Regions from separate parts of the Homo sapiens genome. Here region 1 is linked to region 2. Evidence: read pairs that join two places in POLR2A ChIA-PET (ENCODE). Cell type or tissue: K562. All regions are shown on one strand. Each heading gives the region's core, and the rest is flanking DNA. Links, peaks and the distances in the headings are about the cores only.

Evidence for each region. ChIA-PET counts read pairs that join two places held together with the same protein. Peaks named below come from ENCODE experiments on the same cell type or tissue, not always from the same donor. Only the 100,000 strongest peaks of a DNase experiment are listed, where the experiment ranks them.
Region 1: POLR2A ChIA-PET joins it to region 2 with 5 read pairs; 4 of 35 experiments call an interaction of 5 or more read pairs at or near these places.

What each region holds. Positions count from the first base shown.
Region 1 is chr9:130,906,571-130,921,402 of GRCh38, reverse strand. FIBCD1 (fibrinogen C domain containing 1) reads left to right here. Exons shown (of 7, transcript NM_032843.5): 5 at 9,515-9,611. Among named protein-coding and RNA genes, the nearest start is that of QRFP, 17 kb to the right of the region's middle. RefSeq lists enhancers at 1,964-2,504, 6,406-7,098. In K562, for the core only: a CTCF peak has its summit at 8,243; DNase peaks (open chromatin) are centred at 4,987, 6,472, 7,452, 7,950 and 5 weaker places; H3K27me3 peaks cover 5,000 bases.
Region 2 is chr9:130,837,376-130,852,207 of GRCh38, reverse strand. The region is part of intron 1 of ABL1 (ABL proto-oncogene 1, non-receptor tyrosine kinase); the gene reads right to left. Among named protein-coding and RNA genes, the nearest start is that of ABL1, 9.5 kb to the right of the region's middle. RefSeq lists a silencer at 4,252-4,546 and an enhancer at 4,138-4,760. In K562, for the core only: no CTCF peak of the experiment used is centred there; DNase peaks (open chromatin) are centred at 4,097, 5,586, 6,207, 7,877 and 1 weaker place.

The DNA of each region.
Region 1 (14,832 bases), core at 4,160-9,159, 69 kb before region 2:
TTTTCCCAGGAACCTCTCGACATCTGTCAGGATCACCCCCCGCCACATGGAATCCGTCAGAAACTCAGTTTTTGTTTGGGAAGGAGCTGGCTGCCACCTCTCCAGCCCTGGATACCATCCATCCTCATTAGACTCCCTGTCCGAACTGCTAGGCCTTCAGCGCCAATGCCACCTGATCCTTCCTGGAGGACAGGGCACCTGGAACTGTGCCCCGAGACCCTGGGGCTGGACAGTCTCACCAGAGCCTGCTTCCCGGAGGGACCTGTGTGGGCAAGGGTGCAACTCAGCAGCCTGTCCCCAGGGCCACTTTACAGTTCATACACCCCTGCCCCCCACCCCCGGCATCACGCCAGCGCCCTTCAATCCCTGGAGGCAGGCAGGGCAGCCTCAGAGAAGGCCAGGGATGTGCCCGAGGTCACCCAGCAGCCTCCAGGCCTCCCACAGTGGCACACGCTCATTCTTGTGTTCAAACCTTGAATGCCTAAAGCAAGCCGGGGTCAGGGAGGTCAGCAGCGACGAGACAGCTCAGCGGGCTCCCAGCCTGGTGGACAGAAGGACAAGGAAGCCGACTTGTGCCAGGGATGGGGAGCCCCAGGGCCCAGAGGACAGACCCCTGTTCCAGTGTAGGGGGTGGGAGGAGTGAGGGGCAGGGAGACGGTATGGCTTGTTTGGGGGCCACGGTGGCTTGGTGCTACTGGCCTATCTGGTTTAAGGAGGTTTGGCGGCAGGGGAGGCGGCAGGTGGTCCTCAGGCCCCATCATCACCCCCATCACAGGTCCTGCCCTTCCGTGTCAGGAGTCCCAGGGGCAGGGACCACACCCTCCTGTGGCCATGTTAGCTCAGGGTGGGCACCGCACCTGCACACCCTCGGCACTCTCTAAATGCTTGCCAGATGATGGCTGTTGGCACCCTTTGGCTGTGTAGCTTTACCTCTGTTAAGTCTCGCTTTTCTCATCTGTAAAATGGGTACCATATAGAGCCGCTCTGCAGATGGGGACAAGTCAGAACCCTTCACAGGCTGCTCATCTGTGAGGAGTGAGCGGGGAGCGGGGCTGGGAGGGAGTCAGTGCTGAGCCCTGGGGGTTCCCTGTGAACACAGGATCTGGCTCTGCCTTGTAGCATCTTATAATCAAGGGGAGGCGGAGTGGTAAAAAGAAAGGCCAGATGTCCTTATTCAGAAGGTGCCGAGTGGGATGAAGCCAGCCATTGCCAGCCCACAGCCCCCACCCCCAGCGCCCCTGGCTGTGTGAGATGCCAGGGTCACGTCCCTTCTTGGAGGGCCCCTTGCTCATCTGTCCAGTGGGGCGGCCCTCTTGCCTGCCTTTCAGGGCCTGGGGAATGGGCTGGCTGTGCCCAGAACCTGCAGGTGGGCGGAAGGAGGGCCCCTGCTCAGCCTCAGTGCCTGGGCTCCCCGCCCCCACCCAGCCTCCCTGCCCTGCCGCACAGTCTTGTCCCCACTGCAATCTGCCGGGGGCAGTGCTGCCCCCCAGGCCTGACTGCCAAGCCCTCAACATTGCATAGTCACTGGCTGGGGTCACACACGTGAGGTCCAGATCAACATGTCCTTCAGCAGGGACTTGGAGTGGCCATGATAGGACCCCATACCTACCTGCTCCGCTCCCAGGCACAGCCAACGTCCCCCAACACCACGGTGCCAAGTGGCCCAAACCCTGTTCTTTGCAGCCCTGTTCTCCGCCAGGTGCTTCCTTTGTGCGAGGTCAGCCAGTTCACATCTGCCTGTAATTGGCTCCCCTGGAAAGGAGCCCCCACATCCCCCCACCTGAGCTCTTTAGGCCGGGAGGAAAATCCTGCCCTCACATGGAGAACGTCAGAGGAGCCCAACAGCAGGCTCAGGCTCAGGGAGGGATGAAGAGCTCCTGGGGCCTCCCCAGGTGCCAGCCTGGACCCCTGTGCCGGGGAGGCTGAGCAGCAGGACCTCGGGGTCCAACAGATGAGATGTTAGCTCCTTCCTACTTGGGCTGCAGCTGCGGCCGGCCCTCCTTGTCCCAGAGGCAGTGGTGGCAGGGGATCTGCTGTGACATTGGTGGGCCACAGTGTCCCCACGCTACTGCCTGGCCCACACCCTGCCTGGGGAATGGTCCTCAGAGCACACACACATTCATAATGGCGAGGTGACCGGTGACCGGGGACAACACCCTCACATTTCCTTCGTTCATCGTGCAAAGAAAGCGTGCCTCCGTGGGGAGCAGTTTGGGTTTTTCAAACTTTGAACAGAAACAGGACAATGCACGTGCAGGGCCCAGCCCCGCGCCCGCCGTGGCTCAGCACCCGAGAAACGGCAGCTTGGCAGTGCTGTGCCAAGAGCCGGCAGGCGCCGACTGCCAAGCCTGGGAATGACGGCAGGGCGCCAAGCCTGGGGGTACCGTTTTCAGTCAAAAACAAGGAGTGGGTCCGATTTCCTTCTGGGCTCAGCAGCTGGCTCTGCAGGGAGGGTGGTGATGTTGGTTAGGCCTACTGTGCGCCGTCCGTTTACGCATTGACTTGATTGCCTCTTCCCCACCGGCCCTGCGCGGGCTTATGCAGAGAGAAACAGACTCAGAAAGGTTCTGCAACCTGTCCGAGGTCACGTGGCCTGTGAGAGGTAGTCAGGATTTGAACTCAGCTCTGCCTTGTTCCTGACTGAGCCCAGAGGCCTCCCTGGGGGCACTGCCCAGAGGTGTCCAGAAAGGAGTTAAGGGAAAGCCAGACTCCTGGGAATGCCGCAGAGCCGCCCCAGGGCTGCCTTTGAAGGGCTGCCGTAGCTCACACATCCAAGTTCTTTGTTCTTTAAAAACATGCATCCTCCTCTGCCAGGACCCCTCTGCCCCCCTCCCAGAATCACCTGATCAGAAAGCCCGGGAGGCTGGGAGAGGCCACAGCTCCACAACCAAGACAGTCCTGTCTGTAACTGGTTTCTGCAGCAGTTTCATCACAGTCTAGGAAAAACCGCAGTTGCTGCTTCCAGGGGGCCGTTCTAAGGCATCGGAGACCCTCTCTCCCAGTCTCATAGGGTTTGGACCCACCCACCCCCCATTCCTTGGGTTTCAGCTCCTCTGCCCAGCTGGCAAGGCTCTGCTTAATGTTCCATTCAGCCAGGCATGTCCTCCTCCAGGGAGCCCTCCCAGATAACCACCTCCAACTGCCCCAGCAGAGGGACTCACTCCTTCTCAGGGTTCCCAGCAAGCTCTGTTGAATGCTGTGCACCAGCACATTTAATTCTCATCAAAACTTTGTGGGTTGAGGCTTTTATAATCCTAGCTTTACAGATGAGGAAACTGAAGCCTGGGGTTTGGAGGAATGTGCCAGGGTGGGAGCTGCTCTGCCCTATGGCTGCTGGCTTGTGCGTCGTCTCTCATGGGGCTGTGAGCTTTGAGGGCCAAGGTCATCCCTGTGAGCCCCGAGCACACACGGGGTGCTGTGCAGGAGCCCTTGTTTTGCAGGGGAGAAGCCACGTATCCTGTTGGCTGGAGTCTGGGTAGAACTCAGGTCTCCTGGGTGCCAGCCCAGGGAGCTCCCTGGGACTGAGCGTGCACTCTCATCCCCACTCCTCTGGCCATCTCAGCCCTGCGCACCTGGGTTGCCCACTCCTCCAAGCCTCAGTCTTCTCATCTGCCTAATGGGAGCACCAGTCGTCCCTCCAGGGCTGTGGCGGGGAAGGCCGTGGTCATCCTCTACGGCACTGGCCGGGTGCTAGGGTGACCACAGAGCCCAGCTCAGTGCTCAGGACGCTAGCTGCATGTTCTGGGCACAGTGGCAAAGCAGCAGCTGGTTGGTCAGGGTCTGTCTGCAGAGGCAGCCCTGGGCGGGATGCAACCTGCGGAGTGTAAGGCTGCAGCGGCCCAGAGGCATCTCCGCCTCCCTCGGTCCCCAGGCCCCATCTGACAACACAGGGCCGTCGGTGGCTGCTGCTGTCTTCCTTCCTCCGCGTCCAGAGCTGTCACTCCTTCCTCCATGTCCAGAGCCGTCACTCCTTCCTTTGAACCCGCCCAGCACCATCTGCAGGACCATGTGGGCCCAGCTCTCCCTTGGCAGAGCCCCTCTAAGCGGCACTTCCAAGGTGCGCCGGGCGGCGGGCTTCTGAGAATCCGCACCAAGAAAACACTCTCTGTCTGTCTTCCCACTCGTGGCATCTGCCCAAGAGGCTGCGGCTGCGGCGAGTGTTTCTACTCAATCGTTTTCCAGCCGGGACCCAAGAGAGACGCCCCCCCGGAGCTGGACCAATTCATATTTTGGCCTGAAAATGAATCAGTAATTTTTGTTTCCCTACCTTTTGCTCCCCGCCTCCATTTTGTTTTGTTTTGTTTTAAGACGAGGTCTCACTCTGTTGCCCAGGCTGGAGTGCAGTGGTGTGATCTTGGCTCGCTGCAACCTCTGCCTCCCAGGTTCAAGTGATTCTCCTGCCTCAGCCTCCCGAGTAGCTGGGATTAAAGGCGCCTGCCACCACACCCAGCTAATTTTTGTATTTTTAGTAGAGATGGGGTTTCACCATATTAGCCAGACTGGTCTCGAACTCCTGACCTCAAGTGATGTGCCTGCCTCAGCCTCCCAAAGTGCTGGGATTACAGGCGTGGGCCACCGCGCCCAGACTCCCCACCCCTTTTTGCCTAGTGGGGATTCACGTTCGGTGGGTGGGGCAGAAAGAAGGGGAAGTGGACGCCTGGATCCTTTCCTTACTTCCTCCCTCTGTCCTCCCATCCCACTGGTCCTCGCTGTGTAATTAAAGCCCTCTGTGCTTGGCCACATCCAGGCATCTGGCGTCACCAAGGTCCAGTGTCGCTGAAGCTGTTTGCCAGAAATACAAAGCCACAGCTGCAGTTTATCCTGGGCTCAGAGTCAGACTAAACATTCCCCCACACGGGAAGCTGGGAGGACCCACCTGACGATCTGGGCCGTGCTCGGCACTTGCACTAGTCAGGCCACGTTGGGCTGTCATTGGCTCGAGGTCGGGGCAGGGTTTCCAAGCCCGAGATCCTAGCACAGGGCCCGGCACAGGCAGTCACTTGGGGTGTGAACCAAGAAATCAGGACAGCCCGTGGCAAAGGCTGTCAGTGGTTCCCAAACTGCGGGCGTACTCCGTGGGTCACTGGCAAAATCAACTGAATGGGTTTGATCAACATTATTTTTTCAATCAAATAGAGTGGAATAGAACATGATAGAAAATATCAGTGCACTAAGGCTGGGCGCGGTGGCTCACGCCTATAATCCCAGCACTTTGGGAGGCCAAGGTGGGTGGATCACAAGGTCAGGTGTTCAAGACCATCCTGGCCAAGATCGTGAAAGCCCGTCTCTACTAAAAATACAAAAAACTTAGCCGGGCATGGTGGCAGGTGCCTGTAATCCCAGCTACTCAGGAGGCTGAGGCAGAGAATTGCTTGAACCTGGGAGGCAGAGGTTGCAGTGAGCTGAGATCGTGCCACCGCACTGCCTGGGTGACAGAGTAACACTCTGTGTCAAAAGAAAAAAGAAAATATCTATGCACGTCCTTCTGCATTAAGCTAAGTCTGGAGTCTGGATGCGTGTGCCTGTGTGGTGACGTCGGCTGCATCTCTCTGGGACATGGTCAGTCTGCAGGTCACTTCTTCAAGGCCAGACCACAGATGTGTCTTGGCGCCTTAAGAGCAGGTCCGCAATCCGTCACTGCACACGTTAAAAGTGCCCACGTTGGCCGACAGTTGCTGCAGTTTATTTTTTTATTTTTTTGAGACAGAGTCTCGCTCTTATCACTCAGGTTGGAGTGCAGTGGCGCGATCTCGGCTCACTGCAACCACGCCTCCTGGGTTCAAGTGATTATCCTGCCTCAGCCTCCCAAGTAGCTGGGACTACAGGCACCTGCCACTATGCCCGGCTAATTTTTGTATTTTTAGTAGAGACGGGGTTTCACCGTGTTGGCCAGGCTGGTCTCGAACTCCTGACCTCAGGAGATCTGCCTGCCTCGGCCTCCCAAAGTGCTGGGGTTACAGGCGTGAGCCACCGCTCCTGGCCAATTGCTGCAGTTTCTAAGTGGGCGTTGATTCGGGCTACCTGGACAGGAGTGCCGGCCGTATGTGGTTTCAGTGTCCTTCCTTGGGCAGAGGCAAAGGCAGGGGGCCAGGTGTGCTCACCCCAATTGATCGGCACCAAGGAGGAGCCCTGGGGGATGGTGGGGTCACTGTAACTGGCACCCAGACTGAGAGGGCAGTGGGAAAGAGGGGGCTGAGGACTGTGGGTGCAGGGACCAGCTCTTGGCACCAGAAGCCTGGGTAGAGGGGCACACTCAAGGCTACAGCCATCCTGGTCAGTGGACCTGCCACCAAGCACGAGTGTGGACATGGTGTCAGGACATTAGCCTTCAGGCGCTGGTGGCAAGGGTAGGTCCAGACTGTCGTGGGACTGAGGGCACAAGATGTAGTCGGCCCCCGCTTTTTGCTGCTCACGGCCGCCTGGCCGCTGGCCAGTGTCCGAGCTTCGGCCCTGTAAGGGTGGGGTGCCTGGGCTCGGGGAAAGGGTTTGGGGAGGGACATGGGCACGCAGAGAGCACGCAGCCCCCGAGCTGAGTCTCGACTGCCCATCATCCCATCAGCTGGGACGCAGGGGCAGGAACAGCCCCTCCTGCCACATCCTGAAGAGTCAGGGCAGGGCTGGGGTCTGGCGAGTTACGTAAATGGCAGCATTGGTTCCAGGCGTCCCAGTGGTGGGAGTGAGCGCTGGAGGCAGAGCCTGGGGGATCCTCTCGGAGGCTGTGGTCTGGGCTACCGGGGCTTCTTGCTCTCATTCTGGATGGTTCCTCTGAGCCTTTAGGAAGAGGCACAGCTGGGCACCTGTACATCAGCTCACCTGCCCCTGGTTGGGCACGCCCACTGGCTGCTGGGGTCTCCCCACTACCCGCACTGTGGCCTACTTCCCTGCATTTTCTGCCCCGCCCAGCAGGCTGACACAGGGCCCAGGACCCTGCCCCTCCTCCAGGGCCACCCTGCTGGGCAGACCTGTTCTCTCCCCAACCTCCAAGTCTGTCCTGCCTCTTGCACGGTTGGGGTCCCCTGAGCACGGGTGTCTCCTCTGTTCCTTTGCCCTAAGGTCCCCAAGGGCAGAACCGTGACCTCGTATCCACTGACTTGGCTTTTGCAGCTGGTGCCTGGCAGGAGATGCTCGGTGGAACATCTGTGTGAATGAGAGGCTGGGACAGACCCCTCGGGAGGGCTGGGGGAGGGTGGAGGCCAGAGTCTGGGAGAGGAGCAGAGGAGGCAGGAGCCCTCGCCCAGGCCTGGGCCTCAGTGCTGTGGCTAGCCACCCAGCTGGCACTTGCTGAACACCTACTATGTGCCAGGCCTGAGCTTATTCTCGGTGGATGGTCATAGCCTGGGAGGAAGGCGTGGCTGTGATCTCTGCTTTACAGACGTGGGTGCTGGGGCCTGGAGAGGTGTGGGGACTTGCCAGGGCTCTCTAAGGCAAAGCTGGGGCCCTGGAACCCAGATCCACAACCACTGGGCTCCCCTGCCTTCAGGAACTCCTTCACCACTGAGCATGCCCAGGTCCCCAGTCCCCAGGGCAGAGGCCCAGCCGACGGCCAATGCCAGCCAGGCATCCCAGGGGGCTTCGGGCCTGCCGGTCCCTCTAGCTCCCCTCCTCCTGCGGAAACAGGCTCCTACTGCCCGCTGCCTTCTCAGGGGAGTGCCTGAGCTTCTGCTAGGATTAGGCCTTTGAAAAGGTGCGTGCTCAGGGTCCCAATATGCGGCCATCAATACGGCTCTCCACCGCTCCTCAGATCTCCCTGAGCCTGATCGAATTTCCTTCCACCCCGAGCCGGTCACTCCTGAGGACTTTCAGATTTCAGAGCTGGGCCAGGTTTGAGGTAGCAAAGCACGAAAAAGGAGGTGTCATCTCCCTCCAGCTCCCTGACGTCAGAGCTGCCCAAACGCCGTGACGGACACGTCCCCGAGGGCTCAGAGCAGGGCTCAGAGCATTGGCAAACGCTCACGCGGCAGACGCCTCGGGTCAGACCGGGCATCCGGGCAGTTCCGAGCGACTGAAATCAGGCTGCTTAGTAATGAAACTGGCAGCTCGCCGGTGCCGCAGCCAGATCTCTAACACATCAGACTCTGACACAGATGGAGGCCGGCCGGGCCGCGGGCGCTGCCTCGGAGAATAAAGCAGGGAGAATAAAGGAGAATAAAGCTTGTTAAACAGAAAGAGGGCTGGGAGGGCTGGGGAGGCCGGCTGGGACGGATTGTCAGCGGATCCTGTAAATACTCCAGGCAGCTCTGGCCCGGGCCAGCGTGGTACTCATTTCAAAGCAATTTAACCGATGGGATTCCTGACTCCCAAATCAAGAATGTTATTAAAATGAACAACAGAGGCAGCCCAGGCGCTCGTTGGTACCCAAGTCACACCCCGCTGACTGTGGGCTCCTCGTCCTCCCCTGAGCCATCGCCTGGACTCCGGTTTCCCAGCACCCCGACCCCTGCCCCAGGCTTGTTTTGGGGAAGGGGAGCTTATTGAGGGACAGGGCTCTGGAGGCCAAGCCTGGGGTGTGTGGGGGGTGCTCTTGGTTCTTAAAAACTGGAGGATAGACTTGGTCAGTTTTGTTTTGACCTGGAAAAAGATTAAGACTCTGCCCCCCCTTTCTTTGACCATTGGGGAAACCGAAGCCCAGAGCAAAGTGCTGGAGATGCCCCCAAAGCCGGCTTTCCTCCACCCCACCGAGATTCCCTTTTTTTTTTTTCAGACAGTTTTGCTCTATCACCCAGGCTGGAGTGTAGTGGCATGATCTCGGCTCACTGCAACCTGCGCCTCCCGGGATCAAGCGATTCTCCTGCCTCAGCCTCCCCAGTAGCTGGGATTACAGGTGCATGCCACCAAGCCTGGCTAATTTTTATATTTTCAGTAGAGACGGGGTTTCCCCACGTTGACCAGGCTGGTCTCGAACTCCTGACCTCAGGTGATCCACCCACCTCGGCCTCCCAAAGTTCTGGGATTACAGGCGGGAGTCACCGTGCCCGGCCCACCCCACTTTTTTTTTTTTTTTTTTTTTTTTGAGAGAGAGCCCAGGCTGGAGTACAGTGGCACGATCATAGCTCACTGCAGCTTTAACCTCCCGGGCTCAAGGGATCCTTCTGCCTCAGCCTCTCAAGTAGCTAGGATTACAGGCATCCACCATCACACCTGGCTAATTTTTAAATTTTTTGTAAAGATGGGGTCTCACTATGTTGTCTCGAACTCCTGGGCTCAGCCTTCCTTGCTGGGATTCCGGGCATGAGCCACCATGCCCGGCCTGGAATTCCTCCCTGAGGAGCCGTCTTGGGGGCCTGTGGGCATTTGGTTAATCCCACCTCGAGCCACCATGAGGCTCTGGAACCTCTGCTGTTTTCCAGGCCCCTGGCCAGGGGCCGTTGCGGGAAGTGGGCAACCAGGCCCCTGCCCTCCCGAGAGGGCAGGTTGGGAGCAGGGTGAGGGGAGTCTCTGGGCGGGGTGGGCCCAGGTGGGCTGCGAGTCCTGGGATGGTCGGTGCCAACGCCCCATCCCCATCTTCCCTTTGCAGGTGTTTCAGCGCCGGGAGGACGGCTCCGTGAACTTCTTCCGGGGCTGGGATGCGTACCGAGACGGCTTTGGCAGGCTCACCGGGGAGCACTGGCTAGGTGAGCACCCCACCCACCATCCGGCCCAGGTGGGCCTCCTCCCCCTGCCTTCCGGACACAGTTGGGTCCCAGCTGCTCCCTGAATGGGTTTGGGCTGGGTTTCCCTGGCCTCGGCACACCTGAGCCAGCTCACAGGTGTCATGCATGAAGGTGACAGGCATTCAGAAGGAATGAGGCCAGACATTGCCAACGGAAGTGTCAGCGTGGGTGGGCTCCCAGTGCTCATAAAGGCTGAGGGTCCCACATGCCCTTGGAGGCCACTTCCTGCCGGGGTCACCCTGGGACCTGCTGGCTGTCCTGAATCAAGCCAGCTTGGGCAGGTGGTCAGCAGCATCCCAGGCAGCAGGAGGACAGAGGAGGACCCGGCCCCACCCTGCCCAAGGGTGCCAGGGACACCAGGCATGGAACTCCCAAGAGTGGCCAGTGGTGCTGAGTGTGTCCAGAATTGGTGGGTTCTTGGTCTCACTGATTTCAAGAATGAAGCTGCAGACCCTCGTGGTGAGTGTTATAGCTCTTAAGGTAGCGCGCCTGGAGTTTTTTTCTTCTGATGTTCGGATATGTTCGGAGTTTCTTCCTTCTGGTGGGTTCGTGGTCTAGCTGGCTCAGGAGTGAAACTGCAGACCTTCACGGTGAGTGTTGCAGCTCATAAAAGCAGCGTGGACCCAAAGAGTGAAAGAACAAAGCTTCCACAGCGCAGGAGGGAACCTGAGCGGGTTGCCGAGGCTGGCTGGGGCAGCCTGCTTTTATTCTCTTATGTGGCCCCACCCACATCCTGCTGCTTGGTAGAGCCCAGTGGTCTGTTTTGACAGGGGGCTGATTGGTGCGTTTACAATCCCTGAGCTAGACACAAAGGTTCTCCACCTCCCCATCAGATTAGTTAGATACAGAGTATGGACACAAAGGTTCTCTAAGGCCCCACCAGAGCAGCTAGATACAGTGTGTTGATTGGTGCACTCACAAACCCTGAGCTAGACACAGGGTGCTGATTGGTGTGTTTACAATCCCTGAGCTAGACATAAAGGTTCTCCAAGGCCCCACCAGAGCAGCTAGATACAGAGTGTTGATTGGTGCACTCACAAACCCTGAGCTAGACACAGGGTGCTGATTGGTGTGTTTACAAACCTTGAGCTAGATACAGAGTGCCGATTGGTGTATTTACAATCCCTGAGCTAGACATAAAGACTCTCCACCTCCCCACCAGACTCAGGAGCCCAGCTAGCTTCACCTAGTGGATCCCGCACCGGGACTGCAGGTGGAGCTGCCTGCCAGTCCCGCGCCGTGTGCCTGCACTCCTCAGCCCTTGGGTGCTCGATGGGACCGGGCGCTGTGGAGCAGGGGGTGGCGCTCGTCAGGGAGGCTCGGGCCGCACAGGAGCCCACGGAGGGGGTGGGAGGCTCAGGCATGGCGGGCTGCAGGTCCCGAGCCCTGGCCCGCGGGAAGGCAGCTAAGGCCCGGTGAGAAATCGAGTGCAGCGCCGGTGGGCTGGCACTGCTGGGGGACCCAGTACACCCTCCACAGCCGCTGGCCCAGGTGCTAAGTTCCTCATTGCCCCGGGGCCAGCGGGGCTGGTCGGCTGCTCTGAGTGTGGGGCCCGCCAAGCCCATGCCCACCTGGAACTCCAGCTGGCCCGCAAGCGCCGCACGCAGCCCCGGTTCCCGCTCGCGCCTCTCCCTCCACCCCTCCCTGCAAGCTGAGGGAGTGGGCTCCGGCCTTGGCCAGCCCAGAAAGGGGCTCCCACAGCGCAGCGGTGGGCTGAAGGGCTCCTCAAGTGCCGCCAAAGTGGGAGCCCACGCAGAGGAGGCGCCGAGAGCGAGGGAGGGCTGTGAGGACTGCCAGCACGCTGTCACCTCTCACCAGCCAGGGCTCCTGTTTGGGCCTGGAGGCAACCGCACGCCTTCCTGCCACTGGGACACAGTCCCTGCCTGGCACAAAGTAGGAGCTCAGAAGGTTCTGTCAATATCATTACCTATGTTTAAATTCACTCAGTATTTTAGAATTTTTGAAAGTCCTTAACATTTCTTTTTTTTTTTTAACATTTCACTATCTAAACAAAATATTCTAAACAAAACTTCATTTATCTAAACAAAACATTTATCTTAACAAAACATCCTAAAAGAATCACAACTTTGAGGTCCTATCTACCTATATATATTTGGGAAGTGGCTATGGCTTGAAATGAGGTGGATTTTTCTGGTTGTTCTTGAGATATAATTTACATACAACAAAATTCCCTGTGTGGAAGTGTATGACCCTGTGGTTTTTAGTATATTCAGAATATTACAACCATTGCCACTGGGTCCAGAACCTTTTCCTCACTCCAGAAGGAAACCCTGTACCCCCGGGAGCAGTCACTCCTTGCAGGTTTTGAATATACATGAAACGCACAGGTGCTGGGGAATGTGTGCCCCGAGTGTCATCTGGGCGGCCTCGAATGCCCCACAGTGTCCTCCTGCACTTAAGCCCCCCGGGTGTGTGCGGACATCCAGGGAGTTCCACAAGCTGTGGGGGTTGGGGGCGAGGGGCGGCGGAGGGGGCGCCTTGGGTGGGAGGGAGGGAGAGGGTAAGAAGGGTGAGGACATCCCGGGAGTTCCCCAGTGCGGGGCAGAGCTGGTGGTGGAGGGAGAGGGTGAGAAGGGTGTGGACATCTGAGGAACTCCCCTGCGAGCGAGCGGGGTCAGAGCTGGTAGGGAGGCTTAGGCGGGAAGGAGAGGGTGGGCCTGCGTGCCTGGCGGGAAGCACCACCTGAGAGGCTGAGAGCGCAGGTCTGGGCACCAGCCGGGGTCAGGAGGGCTCCAGGCCTGTAAGGATGTTCAGTGACACCCCTGGAAGATGGGGGGTCGGGGGCCCCAAAGGCAGGGTTGGGGTGGTGAGGCGGGGCCGCCCCTCTGTGTGCATGGAGGCCCCTGGGCAAGATCTGCCACCCATGCCCCCTCCTCACCGGGGCCCATGAGAGCAGGGCCCTCTCTGACCTGCCGTGCCCTGGTGCCCAGGGGGTGCCGACAACAGGGAAGGTCACACCCCGTGTGGACTTCATGCCCACACCCCGTGCTGACCCCCAACCCACTGAGCACCCAGCTACACGCTTCCCATGCATCGTCCCCAAAGCCTCACACCCACCTAGTTGGGGGCCCTGCTGTCGTCCCCTCCTTTTAGAGATGAGGAAGTTGAGGCTTAGGAAAGGGAGGTCCCTTGTCACAAGCCTGCGTGTGTTGGGGTTGGGGGAGCCCCAGCAGGGTCTACACACTGGCGCCCAACCCAGCTCGCCTCATCCCCGAACCTGGTGGGTGGAAGGAGGGGAGATGGGGAGACCCTGCCTCAGGCTCCCCAAGCTGGGGGTAAAGATAAGGACAAGGCGGCAGGGCCAAGGCATGCCCTCGCCACCACCCACCCCCTGGAGCAGCGGTGATGCCCGTGCTCATGGTATCTTAATTGAAATCTATCAGCAGCTGCAGATGATGCGGGAGGAAGCATTTAAGCAGGTCCTCATTCCAGCATCCTGCAGACGAGCCCTGACAGGAATGTCAACAGCGCCAGTCCCTCCTCTGCCGCACCACCCTCCCCATCCCCTCTCAATGAGTGCTTTGTCTTTTCCTATCGAGTCATGGAAGCTCTCTATATATTAAGGTTACCGATCATTTGTCCAACACATGATAGGTATTAACTTCTGGCCATTTGTCTTTCAGCTTTTTCTTTTTCTTTTGTGGGGTCATGTTATTATTTATTTCCTAGAAATTTAAGATGTTTATGCACTCAGTTCTGCCACCCTTTTCTTTGTATCTTTTCTGGGTTTTAGCCCCTGCTTTCCTTTCCTTCCCTTCCTAGTTTTATTTTTTTTTTAAGTCTCCTCTATTTTTTCTTCTGTTTTTCTTTTCTTTCTTTTTTTTTTTTTTTTTGAGACAGAGTCTCACTCTGTAGTTCAGGCTGGAGTACAGTGGCATGATATCAGCTCACTGCAACCTCCACCTCCCGGGTTCAAGCGATTCTCCTGCCTCAGCCTCCCAAGTAGCTGGGATTACAGGCGCCCGCCACCACGCCCGGCTAATTTTTGTATTTTCAGTACAGACAGGGGTTTCACCATATTGGCTAGGCTGGTCTCGAACTCCTGACCTCGTGATCTGCCCGTCTCGGCCTCCCAAAGTGCTGGAATTACAGGCGTAAGCCACCGCGCCCAGGCTTTTCTTCTGTTTTTCTAGTGTTGTTTTAGGTTGACAGCTTTAGTCCAGCTGGAAGTCCACTGGGGTGGACATGTGAAGTTTAGGGTCTTAGTGGTTTCCTGTCTGTTTCAAGCCATCAGCCCTGTTTCTTGCTCTTGGCGATTTGAGCCGGGAGCTGGTGAAGGAGTTGGATCAGGGGCCCAGGGAATCTGGGAAGAACAGCTAACGTGGCTGGGAGCGGTCCTGGAAGGCCAGGGAAAAGCTGGGAGAGCTGGAGAAAGCCAAAGAGCAAGGGCAGGGAGGCGAGGGAGGGAGGAGGTGGCGTGGACTGGAGGAAGGACGGAGAGGACCCAGGCCCCAGGTCCCCACCCACCCCTCCCTCGGGCGTCCTGCCTAGCAGCCCCCGGGACACCGCTCATGAATTGTCACTCAACCCAGAGGAGTGGCTAATGGTGGCCTTTGGGTGCCAATGGCCAATTAGTGGTGGGAAAAGGAATCTTCCAGCATCCCCGGGGGGCCGGTCTCCCTCTCTCCCTATTCCTGCATCATCTGATTTGTTCTGGGTAAGGTCTGAATAGCAGCAGGGATTTGGGGCCCTTCTGCCTGGGTTCAAATCCCAGCAATGCCACTCAGCAGCCGCGTGACCTGGGCCAGCTCCTTAACCTCCCTGGGCCTCATTTTCCTCCCCTATAAAATAGGTAGTAATAGGCACTCCTTCCCCGGGGCCTTGGGAAGCAGCAGTCAGCACCTGGATAATGTGTGCAGCGGGCCAGCCCTGCCAGAAGAGCCGCCCAGGGATTCTGTAATTAAATTAGACTCACTCTAATTCCACTGGATTCACTCATCTGCACGAAGGGCTGAGAACGGTGCTGGGCCCTTGCGAGTGCCGTCCAGGTGGCGGCTGTTGTCATGATTACCTCCCACCTGCCCTTTTGTGTATGACACTCTCCTGGCCCCTCACATCAGCCCTGCGCCAGCCGAGCTGGGGCCCAGAGAGGGAGAGCGGCTGCCCTGAGACTCAGCAGCAGGAGAGTCAGGGAGGTGGGGACCCTGGGTGAGACCCTAGG
Region 2 (14,832 bases), core at 3,946-8,945:
AAAAAATAAATAAATAATAAAAATAAAAATCACTAACTGAAGTAAACCTTTAGGAACTGTTTCTCTGAAAGAGTAATCCCAAATCATGTCATTATGATGTTTAGTAATTTTTATTATCTTAAAAAGAGAGGCCCGGCGTGGAGGCTCACCCCTGTAATCCCAGCATTTTGGGAGGCTGAGGTGGGCAGATCACCTGAGGTCAGGAGTTCGAGACCAGCCTGGCCAACATGGCAAAACCCCATCTCTACTAAAAACACAAAAATTAGCCAGGCAAAAATATGAAAATTAGTGGCGGGTACCTGTAATCCCAGCTACTCAGGAGACTGAGGCCGGAGAATTGCCTGAACCCGGGAGGTGAGGCTGCAGTGAGCCGAGATTGTGCCACTGTACTCCAGCCTGGGAAATGGAGTAAGACTCCATCTCAAAAAAAAAAAAAAAAAAGAAAAAGAGAGGAAAATTCTAATTTGAAAAGAACTGAAGGATCTACCAGATGCTTGAGCCAAACAAATGGTAACAAAATTGTTTTAGTTTTCCTTCTCTATGGATTTAGAGGATCCTCACGCATTCTTTCCTGGGTAATAATACCATCTCAGGGGTGGGACTGATTCTGAATTATCTTTAAAAAAAAAATTATCTTTTAAAAAAAGAAAAAGAACCCACCTGATCAAACTTCCGGAAACATGACCGAGAACTTTCAGAAATGAATGTGCTCTAAAACATCTCTTTGGGATAAACCAACAGAACATAAACCATGAAGAGCTTCAAGTCTCGCTTCTGTACTACTAACTGAAGTCAACCTTCAGGAACTGTTTCTCTGAAAGGGTAAGTCCTAAATTACATTATTACAATATTTGGTAATTTTTCTGAATGGCGGGGGGCAAAGATAATTTCAAGGAACAGGATCTTGCAATACTGACATCTCCTAGAGTGTAGAAGAAGCTTAGTCATATGTTTGGCCCCCTTTCTCGACTATTTACATTGGCTCTAAAAGTACACCTAGCGCCATCACTATTAGGGATTATCAATTTTATTAAAATATGTGATCCCCGAGGTCAGGAGATCGAGACCATCCTGACTAACACGGTGAAGCCCCGTCTCTACTAAAAATACAAAAAAATTAGCTGGGCGTGGTGGCGGGCACCTGTAGTCCCAGCTACTCGGGAGGCTGAGGCAGGAGAATGGCGTGAACCCGGGAGGCGGAGCTTGCAGGGAGCCGAGATCACGCCACTATACTCCAGCCTGGGTGACAGAGCGAGACTCTCTCAAAAAAACAAACAAACAAACAAACAAACAAAAACAAACAAAAAACAACAACGTGATCCCCACCCCCATTTAGTGTACATTGGTTTGGTAGTCTTGACTGTAGGGCCAAAGACTGTCCTTTGAAATGTAGGTATGTGGGGCTGGGTGCGGTGGCTCATGCCTGTTATCCCAGCACTTTGGGAGGCCGAGGCAGGCAGATCACCTGAGGTCAGGAGTTTAAGACCATGCTGGCCAACATAGCGAAACCCCGTCTCTACTAAAAATATAAAAATTAGTTGGGCGTGGTGGTGCACACCTGTAGCCCCAACTACTCAGGATGCTGAGGCACGAGAATCGCTTGAACACAGGAGGCAGAGGTTGTAGTAAGCTGAGATCATGCCACTGCACTCCAGCCTGGGCAACAGAGTGAGACTCCATTTCAAAAAATAAGTAAACAAAACGAAATGTGGACATGTGATTAGAGCTTGATGTTTTCTTCTGTAAGTCCTCCCTATAATGAATATATCATCTCACTTCCAGCTTCAATTTCCTACAGATGGAGGGAGAACTTAGAGCCATTCACTACGCATTCCCACTGTCAAAGCTTTCTAGATTTCTGTAATTCATTCCAATCATTTACTGTTGTCTTACACCTAATTCTGTAGTAATTTGTTAAATTTATCTTCCTTTACTGAGTCTTTCTAAAGCATTCATCTTAATTTTCCTAGAAACAATTCTCTTTTCACACTTGCATTTCATTGGTTTCATATCAACCAAGTAATTACAACAACAGCTATATCTGAAAGAACCAGGCTTGGAAACAAACATGACTGGCTCTTGTGGACAGGAACATATGCAGCAGCAGACAGTGGTAGTGTGGCTACCCCATCCCATGTGCCATGGGGCACAGGGACTATGGAGGCATGTTTTATAAGGAAGTGAAGAGTGCCGGTCAATTTAGCAAGTCAGTCAAGTGGAAGCCAGTTACGAGCTTCCACTGTCATTATATTAGAAAAACTGTGAGGCAGAGCATTCTTGACACACAAGGACTTTACATACCAACAAGAAAAAGAAAAATCCCTCCACTATGGAAAAAATGGGGCAAAGCCACGAATAAACAATTCACAAAAAATTTACATTATCATTAAAGGCCAGGTGCGGTGGCTCACACCTGTAATCCCACCACTTCGGGAGGCCAAGGCGGGCAATCACTTGAGGTCAGGAGTTTGAGACTAACCTGGCCAATATGGTGAAACCCCGTCTCTACTAAAAATACACAAATTAGCCGGGCATGGTGGCGCATGCCTGTAATCCAAGCTGCTAAGGAGTTGAGGCAGGAGAATCACCTGAACCTGGGAGGCAGAGGTTGCAGTGAGCCAAGGTCGCGGCACTGCACTCTGCCTGGGCAACAGAGTGAGACATCGTCTCAAAAAAAAACAAAAAAAATTACCATTAAACATGGAAAGTGTGTGAACGCTTGATAATAATCACTGAAATGCAAATTCCTTGCCAAATCTGCAGATACATCTTTTTGACGCTGACAGCCAGTGTGGGTAAGATTTCAGAGAAACGGGCACTCTCATACAATGCTAGTAGTAGGTGTATAAATTGAGGGCAACTGGAATATGAACCAGAAGTCTATAAAGAATTTAATATCTGATTTACCTCTAGGAATTTATCCTAAGTGATCAACACAATTATTTCTATACACTAATTTTAAACAACAGCACAGAAAAGGGCAAGTACAAAATATCTATCAACACAGGATAAGTTAGTTTATGCTGCATGCATAAAATAGGATATATTTTAAAAGCCACTCAAAATATTTTTGGAAAAAATATTTAAGTTTGAGAATATACTCGCAATAATATATTAAGTGTTTATATTACATTCCAGTATATAGGCATGGTCCCAACTATGAAAAAATAGAAGACGAGGAGGAATTTCACCAAACTGTGAACAGTAGTTAACTCAGGGTGGTGGGATTTTAAGTGCTTTAAATTTACTTTTCTTTTTTTTTTTTCTCGAGACGGAGTCTCGTTCTTGACACTCAGGCTGGAGTGCAATGGCGTGATCTCTGCTCACTGCAACCTTCACCTTCCGGGTTCAAGCAATTCTCCTGCCTCAGCCTCCTGAGTAGCTGGGATTACAGGTGCCCGCCACCACACTCGGCTACTTTTTTTGTATTTTTAGTAGAGATGGGGTTTCACCATGTTGGCCAGGCTGGTTTCGAACTCCTGACCTCAGGTGATAAGCCTGCCTCAGCCTCCCAAAGTGCTGGGATTATCGGCGTGAGCCACCGTGTCTGGCCTTACATTTTCTTTATACTTCTCTATATTATGGTATATTTCTCACAAAAAATGTGGATTGTTGTTATTACTAGAAAACAATGACAAACATAAAAAAGCTTTAATAGAAGCCAATTGAAATTTTTTTTTTTTTTTTTTTGAGTTGGAGTCTCACTCCATCGCCCAGGCTGAAGTGCAGTGGTGCGATCTAGGCTCACTGCAACCTCCAGCTCCCAGGTTCACGTGATTCTCCTGCCTCAGCCTCCTGAGTAGCTGGGATTACAGATGTGAGCCACTGCGCCTGGCTAAGTTTTTTTTTTTTTTTTTTTTTTCATTTTCAGTAGAGACGGGGTTTTGCCATGTTGGCCAGGCTGGTCTTGAACTCCTGGTCTCAAGTGATCTACTCACCTCAGCCTCCCAAAGTGCTGGGATTACAGGCAGGAGCCACCGCGCCTGGCCCTAAACTTACATAATTGATAATTTAACATGAAAAAGCATGCTGGGGAGGGAGGCTTCCTTCAGGCTGTCCTGAAAAGGCACTTGAGTGCCTCCCTCTGGTGCGTCAACCTCGTGGCCATGAGCATACAACTTTGGCAGACCAGGCCCACACAGGAAATTAAACCAAAGTCATGAATACAGAAATGCTTTTCTTCTCAAATGCCATTTGACCTCTTCTATCAAACATTCTGCCGCATCTGGATTTGATCAAAGTTACATAATCGGGGAAGTGGCCTGGAAAACACCTGGAATAAGCAGAATGCAGATCCCCGCCCAGAGGTGGCCATCCACTTGAAGTGTGGGTTAAAGTGGGATGGTCCCGAACATGTCGACAGATGCTGGGAATGTTATGCAAGAGGATGAGGCCTTTGTTAGGAAGGAAAGGGCCTCCCACTGCTTTTTGATTCAACAGGACGTCAGGCGATCCAAGGCAGTCTCTCGACTTTCCTCTCCAGTTCTTGCTCTATTCCACAAATTAATGGCTAAAGCCCAAAGGGAAGTATTGCTCATGCATGCCTCTGGACCGAGACACTGAAGTGTAGCCACAGTCCAACACCAAAACCTTCCAGTCAATTCCCAATCCAGGCTGATGTCAAAATTGACTCACAATGTATAAATGCCAAGTTACTTGCTTCATTTCATAGTGAACTATGCTCGTCAACCTTAAAAATGATCACAGCTTACAAGGCCAAAGTTGCAGAATGTACTTAAATCTTTCTTGCTTAAGACACAAACTTTCCACCGGTCCCTCTGTCAGGAAGCAAGATTCCCCTAAAGAAGGCTGAAGGCTTCATTCAAAAAAAAAAGATGCCCCAACTAGTTCCCTTCTTCTGTTCTTCCAGCAGATCTTTTTGGCTATTGTCTTGGGAAATAAATTTTAGCATCTGCTATTATTCTTAAATTTTTTTAGTGAACATTTTCTGCAGCCTCCTTTCTGAGTCATACTTTAAACAGATTTAAGATCTGGATCTAAGATCTGGATCTTCAAAAGTGCCTCTCACTCCACTTAAAACCATATTGTTATTTTGTCATAATGTTAACAAAAAGGTTTCCACTCACCAACTAAACTCAGAAAAAATCACTAATTAGCTAGTTGAGCACCGAGAACAGTAATACATCTAAAAAATGCCTCAAACCTCTAAAAAGCTCTGGCTCTGTCTATGACAGTATAAAATTATTTGGAAATTTTATAAGAACCAGGCCACAGAATTCACTGGATCTGTGCATGATTAACTTGTTTAGACAGTATTCTAAGAAAATGGTTTGGGTCTTTAAAGTAAAATTGAAAGATCGTTTTATATAAAAATAATCCTTTCTCAAAGCTGTGAGTCACTGATGAAAAATGTTTACAAAAGATTCTCGGACATGGCATATCTGGCCTAGACTTCCAGGGGCTGCTGGTGCTGTGCCAGACGCTGGCGAACAGTCAGGGAAGGGAAATGCCCATGAACCCCAGTACCGGCTACTTCACAGCCCAAGGGGGGACTTGACCTCCAGGAAAAACATCCCCGGGAAGCTTCCCACCTTCCTGCTGGCACTTGTGCCCAACATCATAGTTCCCACTAGAGTGCAAGGCGGCCAGCTATGGAGCATTCATTACTGTTCACACTGTGGGCTCTCCGGAAGGTTCTTGGAGACGGTTCAGTGTGGGGGGGACAGGAGGATGGAGCATGTCAGACGTGACAAACGTTCCCTTTAATTTTGCTCACATTCAATTATTTAAACTTGTGCTGCTTTATTCATATTTCCTTTGTGGGTCCTTCGCTATTATCCTCCAGTTCAAGGAATCTCTGTAATTTAAAAATCTATAAAACAGATCCTTCTAAAAAGAGGCTTCGTGTTTTATTTCATACTCCGTTCCAGCGGATGAGATCATGCTCAGACTATTCTCAAGTTATTTTATAACAGTCTCAAACAACTTTTCAAAATATGAGCTTAGAGGAAAAGTATTATTTCCCACATTTTGAGCTTGATGAAAGTCATTTTATCTATTTCTACATGGTCCTTTATTTTGTAATTTACACCTTCACCCAGAGAAGTTAAAATTATTAAAACACACACACACACAAGCACACACACACACACACACACACACACAGACATACGTTTAACTGAACACAGCCTTTGTGTTATCTTCAAATCCCAAAACACTGTGTCAGCTGCTAGGGTGCAGGGAGGGGCAGGGCAGTGGGGGAAAGACGTAAAGAACCAGCAGTAGCCCCGCTCCTTGGAGAAACACAGCTGCTGAAAACTTACAGACTCAACAGCAAAAGTCTAACGGAAGGCCAGCGCTGTCCTGTGGATGAATTTTTTTTTTTTTAGATAGAGTTTTGCTCTTGTTGCCCGGGTTGGAATGCAATGGTGCATTTACAGAGGATTGCAAAGGAGAACAGTCCTCAAAAGACTTTTTGAAACAGTCCTCAAAAGACTTTTAAAAACTTGTAATATAGCTCTTATTAATGCCTTAAATAACTGTCTCTTTATTCGCACATTAAATAACAAGGTCCAGTGGCAACTATGTCATTTCAAAGTAGTGGTGCGAACAATGATCACAACCGTCACCTGATATCAAACACCTGGTTTCTGGCCAGGTGTGGTGGCTCACTCCTGTAATCCCAGCACTTTGGGAGGTCGTCTCTACTAAACCACGTCTCTACTAAAAATACAACAATTAGCTGGGCGTGGTGGTGCACATCTGCAGTCCCAGCTACTCGGGAGGCTGAGGCAGGGGTTTCGCTTGAACCCGGAAGGTGGAGGTTGCAGTGAGCCAAGATTGCATCACCACGCTCCAGCCTGGGCAACAGAGCTCGACTCTGTCTAAAAAAAAAAAAAGAAAGGTTAAGATTTGGACTGTTGATGGGGATAGGAGTTAGGATGGAGAATTTTGTTTCTTAAAAATTGTCTGGCTAAGACATTGTCATGTAAAAGATTCCAGGGGAAATATTTAAACCTTGGACTAATTAAATAACTTTATTTTTAAAGGAGGTTTCTCTAGAAACTCATTTAATCTACTGCCTATAATGGCTACAAGTGGAAAGTAATAAAACTGCATTTATTTTAAAAGAAAATTGCATAATTTGGACCTCTCACTAATTTATCCCAGTCTCCTTTTTAGGCTCTTCCTGTGAGAATGCTGAGGTTTTACTGAGCCAATTCCTTAGTGCAGGACTTGTTAACCTGGAAGACCCTGGGAGTCTGGGATAGAATTCAAGGGCTCCATGTCCTCTGATGGGAAAAATTAAAATTTTATTTCACTAACCTCTTACTAAAATGTAGCATTTAATTTTTTTAAGAACACAGGTAACAAACCAGAGTAGAAGTACAGTGCCTGTGACTGTCTCTGGTAGAAACTAGGTATTTCTTTTTTTGTTTGGTGGGGAAACCGAGTTTCACTCTTGTCATTCAGGCTGGAGTGCGGTGGCGCGATCTTGGCTCACTTCAACCTCCGCCTCCCGGGTTCAAGTGAGTCTCCTGCCTCAACCTCCTGAGTAGCTAGGATTACAGGCGCCTACCACCATGCCCAGCTAATTTTTATATCTTTAGTAAAGACGGGGTTTCACCATGTTGGCCAGGCTGGTCTTGAACTCCTGACCTCAAGTGATCTGCCTGCCTTGGCCTCAAATATTAACCTTTCTGAAGATACACAGTCCCTGTCCCCCTCCCTCAACCAAAAAGGAAAAAAAAAAAATTGTGTCACCTTCCAAGAATCTACGGTGAAAAAGTCTCCAATTACTGGAAATGGAGTACAAAGACACTCATAAATAGAGATGCCACTATCTTCAAGGCCATTCTGAACACCTGCCATTGACGCCCATATCAGGACTGAGGCTGGAAGTCATCCTCTGTCAGTTCCCACCCTGCATCTTGGCACTTTTCCTCCTCAATCTCTCATCACTTCTGTCCTTTCCATGCTCTACCACGCCCTTGGCTGGGTCCCCCTTTGGCCATTCCACCTCCACTCCCTACTATCAGGGCCATCTTTCTCAAATGCAGACCTGACCAGGTCACTCTCTTGCTTCAAATCCCTTAGAGATGGCTGCCAGCCGAGAGGCAGAAGAGAGCATGGGCTTGGGAGGTGGCCCTGTCTCCCAATGGTCAGCTACCACTTACTGGCAGTGTCATCGGGGGCAATGCTGGGATCATGATGTGCTTTGCAGGGTAGCTGGCAGTTTGCAGCTAACATGGGACATGTTTTTGAGGGCCTAGGCATGCACAGGCCCTCAAAAAATGGCTGGGGTTGTTATTCCTTCCACCACTATAGTAAAAGTCTGAGCTCCTGAAGCAGGCATGCCAGGCTCTTCAGGGTTGAGACTGGGAGCATCTGGCCCTCTACTCCTGCTTTCCATTCCAGCCTCTCCAAACTCCTTTCAGATCCCCCAGGCCTCCTGTTGCTTGCCTCTCCTGACTGCACTGTGACAAGTGCCATTTACTCTCCCTAGAGTTCGTTCCCCAGCCTCTTCTGCTCTTCCTGGCCTCCCCATCTCCCATAAACCTTCTCTAACCGGTCCTTCCTCCTCCCCATCACCTCGCCCACAACAGGATGCTTCTCCTTTAACCCATTTGGGTACCTGGTGTCTGTCTCTATCACCACCCTGCATCTATCACCCAGTAAGCAATCTGTTCACATGTCCCCAGCAGTACAAAAAGCATGGGCTCTGGGTGGACAGGCCTTGTTCAAACCTCAGCACCAGCATGTCTTGAAGACATTTGTTTCTGAGCCTCAGTTTCTCAACTGCACAACAGGGCAACAACGGCATGGCATCAACCTAGTTGGGCTGTCGGGAGGGCTCAATGAATCCTGCATGCAGAGAATTTCTGCATGGATGCCAACTGTGGCACCTGACACTGGGATGCTCACTACAGAACAACCGCGTCTTCTCTTATGCCACGCCTTCTCTTCTGCCACCACAACAATGTAAACTCCTCTGGGGTAGAGACCAAGTCTCTCATATCTCAGAGCCTTCTGTGCCTGCTCAGTGCAACGCAACAACACAGCACTGCTGGGTGAACTCAGATGTGGAACACCCTGCACTTGTCTGTCTTTAGCTACAAGGTACTGAAAAGTGCAGTTTAATAATCTGTTAACCTGTAATAAGAGCAGCAATAATGACAGATAGTAAAGTTGAAAAACAAATGCAACCTGACCAGGAAAACCTATATAAAAGCCTAGGGAACATAATGATTTGTTTTGACTGAAATATAAACCATGGCCAAAATCCTAAAGGTATAATGTAAAAACACAGTTCTCTGTGCTTTCAAAAGAAATAGGATTTGCTCCAGATTCCTAACAGACACCACAGTGAGCTCGCCGGACACCTTCCCAACAGGTTCCAGGAATCCCTGCAGTGGCCGCAGATCCAGACTGTCCACAGTCAGCCTGCTAATACCCACAAAGGCATTTTTATTGTCACAGGCCATTTGCAACAGACTGAAAGGCCTCCCCTTCTGCTGCCAGCCATGGCTGGTTTGAAAGCATTCACATTTCCTCTTCTTTTAACATGTCTTCATGGACTCCGGGGTCAGCTGACACCAGAGGCACTGGGCTACCCAATGACAGGCAATTTCCCCAGAAAGCCTTGTTAGCCATTAGTATTTTTATTGCTGATCTGGGTAAATGAACATGACCCTCCCCACCCTCATGGTATTTTGGCTTCAAAAAGCAATGCCTAATTGTATTCACGGCCTGTCTTTAAATACAATTTTAAGGTATTCAATGAACAACGCTATTAGCTAAATTTGAGGGCTTGTAAGACAGATAAAGACTAGGTTTCTATAGAGAATTTAAGAGTAATGAGGTTAAAGTTTATGCAACTTAATGTGATAGAATAATAGCTAATACTTACTGATCCCGTATCAAGTGCCAGCACTTCATCTGCACTGAATCCCTATAACCTTATTACGTAGACTCTATTATGAAGGCATTTGAGGGCAGGAAATGGAAACAGAGAGATGTGAAGTTACTGATGGCCTCTCTCTCCAGCTACCCATCCATACATCAGCTGCCTGTCCATCATCTGTCTCCTGCGCTTCTCTTGCTCTCACTCATTCTCTCTCTGTACCCACCCACCCCAGCCCCACTGGCCATCCTATTCCTCTTTGTCTCCCTTCTCTCAGTCTTCCTTCCCTCCCAGCTTGTTTTTTTTTCCCTTTCCTGTCTCAACCTTTTTGTATTTGTCTCTCAGTCTCTGTCTCTATAGATTTCCCCCTTATGTCTCCCCTTCCTCCCTCCCTCTCTCTCTCTCTATCTCCTTCCCACCTATTTCTCTCTGTCTTCCCTATCACCAGTACTCAACACACGCAATATAACAAAAATATTTATGGTGTAACATGGTAAAGAAAGAAGGATTTGAAAACCAACTTTTTTTTTTGAGCTGGAGTTTTTGCTCGTTGCCCAGGCTGGAGTACAATGGTGAGATCGCGGCTCACTGCAACCTCTGCCTCCCAGGTTCAAGTAATTCTCCTGCCTTAGCCTCCTGAGTAGCTGGGATTACAGGCACTCCCCACTACGCCTGGCTAATTTTTTATATTTTTAGTAGAGACAGGGTTTCAGCATGTTGGCCAGGCTGGTCTCGAACTCCTGACCTCAGGTGACCACCTGCCTCGGCCTCCCAAAGTGCTGGGATTACAGGCGTCAGCCACCGCGCCCGGCCTGAAAACCAATTTCTAGAGCAAGCTTGTTCAACCCATGGCCCACGGGCTGCATATGGCCCAGGACGGCTTTGAATGTGGCCTAACAAATTTGCAAACTTTCTTAAAAACATTATAAGATTTTTGGCCCGGTGCAGTGGCTCACGCCTGTAATCCCAGGGCTTTGGGAGGCCGAGGTGGGCGGATCACGAGGTCAGGAGATGGAGACCATCCTGGCTAACATGGTGAAACCCCCGGGCGCCTGTAGTACCCTCTACTAGGGAGGCTGAGGCAGGAGAATGGCGTGAACCCAGGAGGCGGAGCTTGCAGTGAGCTGAGATCGTGCAACTGCACTCCAGTCTGGGCGACAGAGTGAGACTCTTGTCTCAAAAAAAAAAAGAAATGAGATTTTTGTGGGATTTGTTTTGTTGGTTTAGCTCATCAGCTATCGTTAGTATGTTTTACGTGTGGCCCAAGACAATTTTTCTCCCAATGTGGCCCAGGGAAGCCAAGATTGGACACCCCTGTTCCAGAGTAACGATTCTACCCATCTGAGGACAAAGTTACACTATCAAAACTAAGTAATTATAATTAGCAAGCTATTCTTCCTAATGGCTTTGAAACTGTAACTTTATTATGTAAGAAAACAAGACTGACTATAAGCTGATAATTGTTAAAGCCACATCATAAGTACATGGGAGTTCATTATGCTGTCTACTTTTGAGACAGTTTTAGGCTGGGTGCAGTGGCTCATGCCTGTAATCCCAGCACTTTGGGAGGCTGAGGTGGGAGGATTGCTTGAGCCCAGGAGTTTGAGACCAGCCTGGGCGACATAGTGAGACCCATCTCTATTTTTTTTAATTAAAAAAGAGATAGTTTTAAAAATTGACACTAAAAAAGAACAAACAAACCTATGAATTTATTTTATAAATTGTTCTTCTGTGTGTTTAATTAAGATCCACCATTATGGAGGAAAAGTTAAAGTCTTCCAATATCCCATTTGATCTTTAGTTCTTATGTATTTAAGAAAGCTACCCATTGATTTATTTTCTGCTTTTATTTCAGATCAATGATTATACTGGCACAATTACAATGACTTGATTTTACAAGGTGGTAAGTGGCACCAGATTTTCAGTTTTCACGTTTGAGGCTGTGGAAATATTGTCTCTGGACAGGAGAAATAAAATGCCAACCATGAGCCAATGGGAATTTCTCTTCCACAATGAAAATATTCACTACGGGAATAACAGAGGGTGCGAGGAAGAGAAGACATTTTTCAGCCAAAAATCAAGGACAGGAAGTATTAATTATACGCATCAAAACACACTTAGAAACAAACTGCTTTATTAGCAAGAAAAACTATGGGTGGGATTGGCTGAATTCTGTCATCACTTCAACCATTACAGAAACTGGTAAAGCCACCATTTTAGGCTGCTAAATATTTGCTTAAAGTAACAACAGCTTACTTTTCTGCTAGGCTCTTGTTCTGTGCCAGGCTCCCTGCTAAACAATTTACATGAAGTCTCTCAACAACTCAGTGAGGTAGGGATTACTACAGGCCTTATTTTAGAAATGGGAACACCAAGGTACAGTGAGCCTCGGTGAATGCGCAAGACCAGCCAAGAGCACAGGTGGCATTTGGGTCCAGACTGGCTGGCTCGGGAGCTGCCTGCCTGTGCAGAAGAATGAGACCCTAGGAACGCTGTGTGAGCCATAAACCTGCCTGGACTAAAGAGCATCTCAGAGGAATCTCGTATCAACATAACACAAACATACATTTAACTCTTACCAGTTTCAGAGCTTTCCCTCAATCATCTTATAGACCCTCAAAACAATCCTCTAAGGTGGCTGAACAGAGATTGGTCTCTCTGTCTTAGAGGTAAAAACACGGAAGCTCAGAGAGGTCAGAGGAAAACTGGGATCTCCTGCCTCCAAATTGAAAAGTACTGCCACCTAAACTGGGGCCCTTCCTCTTTTCTAGAAACCTCAGGGCACTGGTGTGAAAATTAAGTGAGGCTGCACATGATGTGCTCAGTGCCAGGGCCTGTGACATTGTAAATGGTCAACAATGTTAATAGCACCCAAAATGAAATGGACAGACTGGCCTTTTATTAGGTAACAGAAAGAGTCTCACTTTCTTTGTTACTGAACAAGGGAAGTATCTGATGACCTCAGGAGAGAGCAGAAAGCAAGCATAAGCTTCTCCAAAGCTCAAGTTCTAAAAGCGTATCTGTATGGCTGGCACCACATGAAGCATCCGCTGGAAAGTTAGCTGCTGAAAAGAAGCATTTAAAAGTGGGCCCTTAAAATAAATTTCGAAAGTTCAGGCTGAGTGCAGTGGCTCATGCCTGTAGGGATGCACTTTGGGGAGGCCAAGGTGGGAGGATCACTTGAGGCCAGTAGTTCAACACTGGCTTGGCCCGGGCAAACTAGTAAAAATAGTGAGACCCTGTCTCTACAAAAAAAAAAAAAAAATTTTAATTAGTCAGGTAGCATATGCCTGCAGCCCCAGCTACTTGGGAGGCTGAGGTGGGAGGGTTGCTTGAGACCAGGAGCTCAAGGCTGCAGTGAGCTGTGATTGTGCCACTGCAGTCCAGCCTGGGTGACAGAGCAAGACCCTATCTCCAAAAGCAACAATAACAACAACAACAAAAAGTTCAAGAAGAGTTCAGTTCACAGACATTAGTTTTTGATTCTACAGTACACAACTGTCACATACATGTACAATATTCAGGCACAATGTATGTAAATACAAACACATGAACAAATGAAAATAAAATGAAAAGAAAACCCTGAATTCAAAAGGCTAGTGTTCATGTTTTCTTTGACGTCTCCAGGGGAAAGAAATAATCAGAAAATTCAGTGTTCAAAGTAGACCGAATATTGCAAAGCTAAATGCGGTCCTGGTGAATAGATACTGCTATAAACATGCATATTCACAAAAAGCTGGAGAGCAAAATTCACATGTTATAATAAATGCTTATATGTGCACACAGTATTTCTAGAAGGACACACATAAAACTCCAGGGTGATTGCCTCTAGGTGGGGAAAATGAATAGGAGAGGGAATTACTTTTCACTAAATACCCTTTTAGGATTTCTTACATACAAGTATTTTTATATACATTTAAAAAAAATTAATCCTACTGTTAAAGCTAATCATTTTGCCAGGATCAGGTTTCTAGAAAAGAAAAAGAGACTACCCTTACATTTCAGGGATTAATTGGAGGAGTTTCTGGAGATACCATTTTGAAAATCACAGTGAATTCCAAAAGAGACATCAGTAGAGCATCCAGTGGCTAAAAGTGGGCTCTCCCAAGCCAGATAGCATGAGTTCAAATTCCAGTACCCCCACTCACTGGCTCTGTGACCCTAGACAAGTTACCTAACCTTTTGGTGACTCAGTTTCCTCATCTATAAAATGGAAATAATCATAGTGCTATCATGAAATATAACTATATCAGATCACATAGAGTAATAAAACAGTATTTGGCACATAGTAAGCATTTAATAATTGCTAGCCATCTTTATGTTTACCAGTGTTGCTTTGACAGCTAGGCTGAGTAGCAGGTAGCATGCACCATCAAACCACATTTATGGTGGAAGCTTCTTTGATAGAACAATGAAAAACTTGATCTCATTCAATTCTCTCCCTGACAGGGAATGCCTGGGACCCTGAGTGGGCGTCAATAAACACTGACTGACTGATCGACACTGATTGACTGATTTAGGCTGTCAGTGAAAGTGGAAAGCCTGGATTACTCATCCAGATGTTAGGAACTATTTTTCCCAAAAGACAAATAGCACTTCCAGTCTTTAAAAGACTATCGCTGAGGCTTGTTAAAGTCTACCAACTACAAAATGATAATTCCATTTACTTTCTCTAATTAACTATAACAACGAAAAGAAGAAAACTCAGTAAGAAAGAATTCCTAGAGTGACACCTTCCTAGAAGAAGGTTTAACCCAAGGCAGTCTGCTGTACTAGAACTTTTTTTTTTTTTTGAGACTTTAGAGTCAACATTATAATTCATTTCAAGACATGTTGGAATGAGTTTTAGATTTTTTTCCCAAAACAATAATTAAACCAGCCAGGTCCATACTAAATCTCCGGTTTACTCCCAGGAAAACAAAACAATGACTTGGCAAAGCTGTGACCTAAACTTTGCTCCAGCTCTG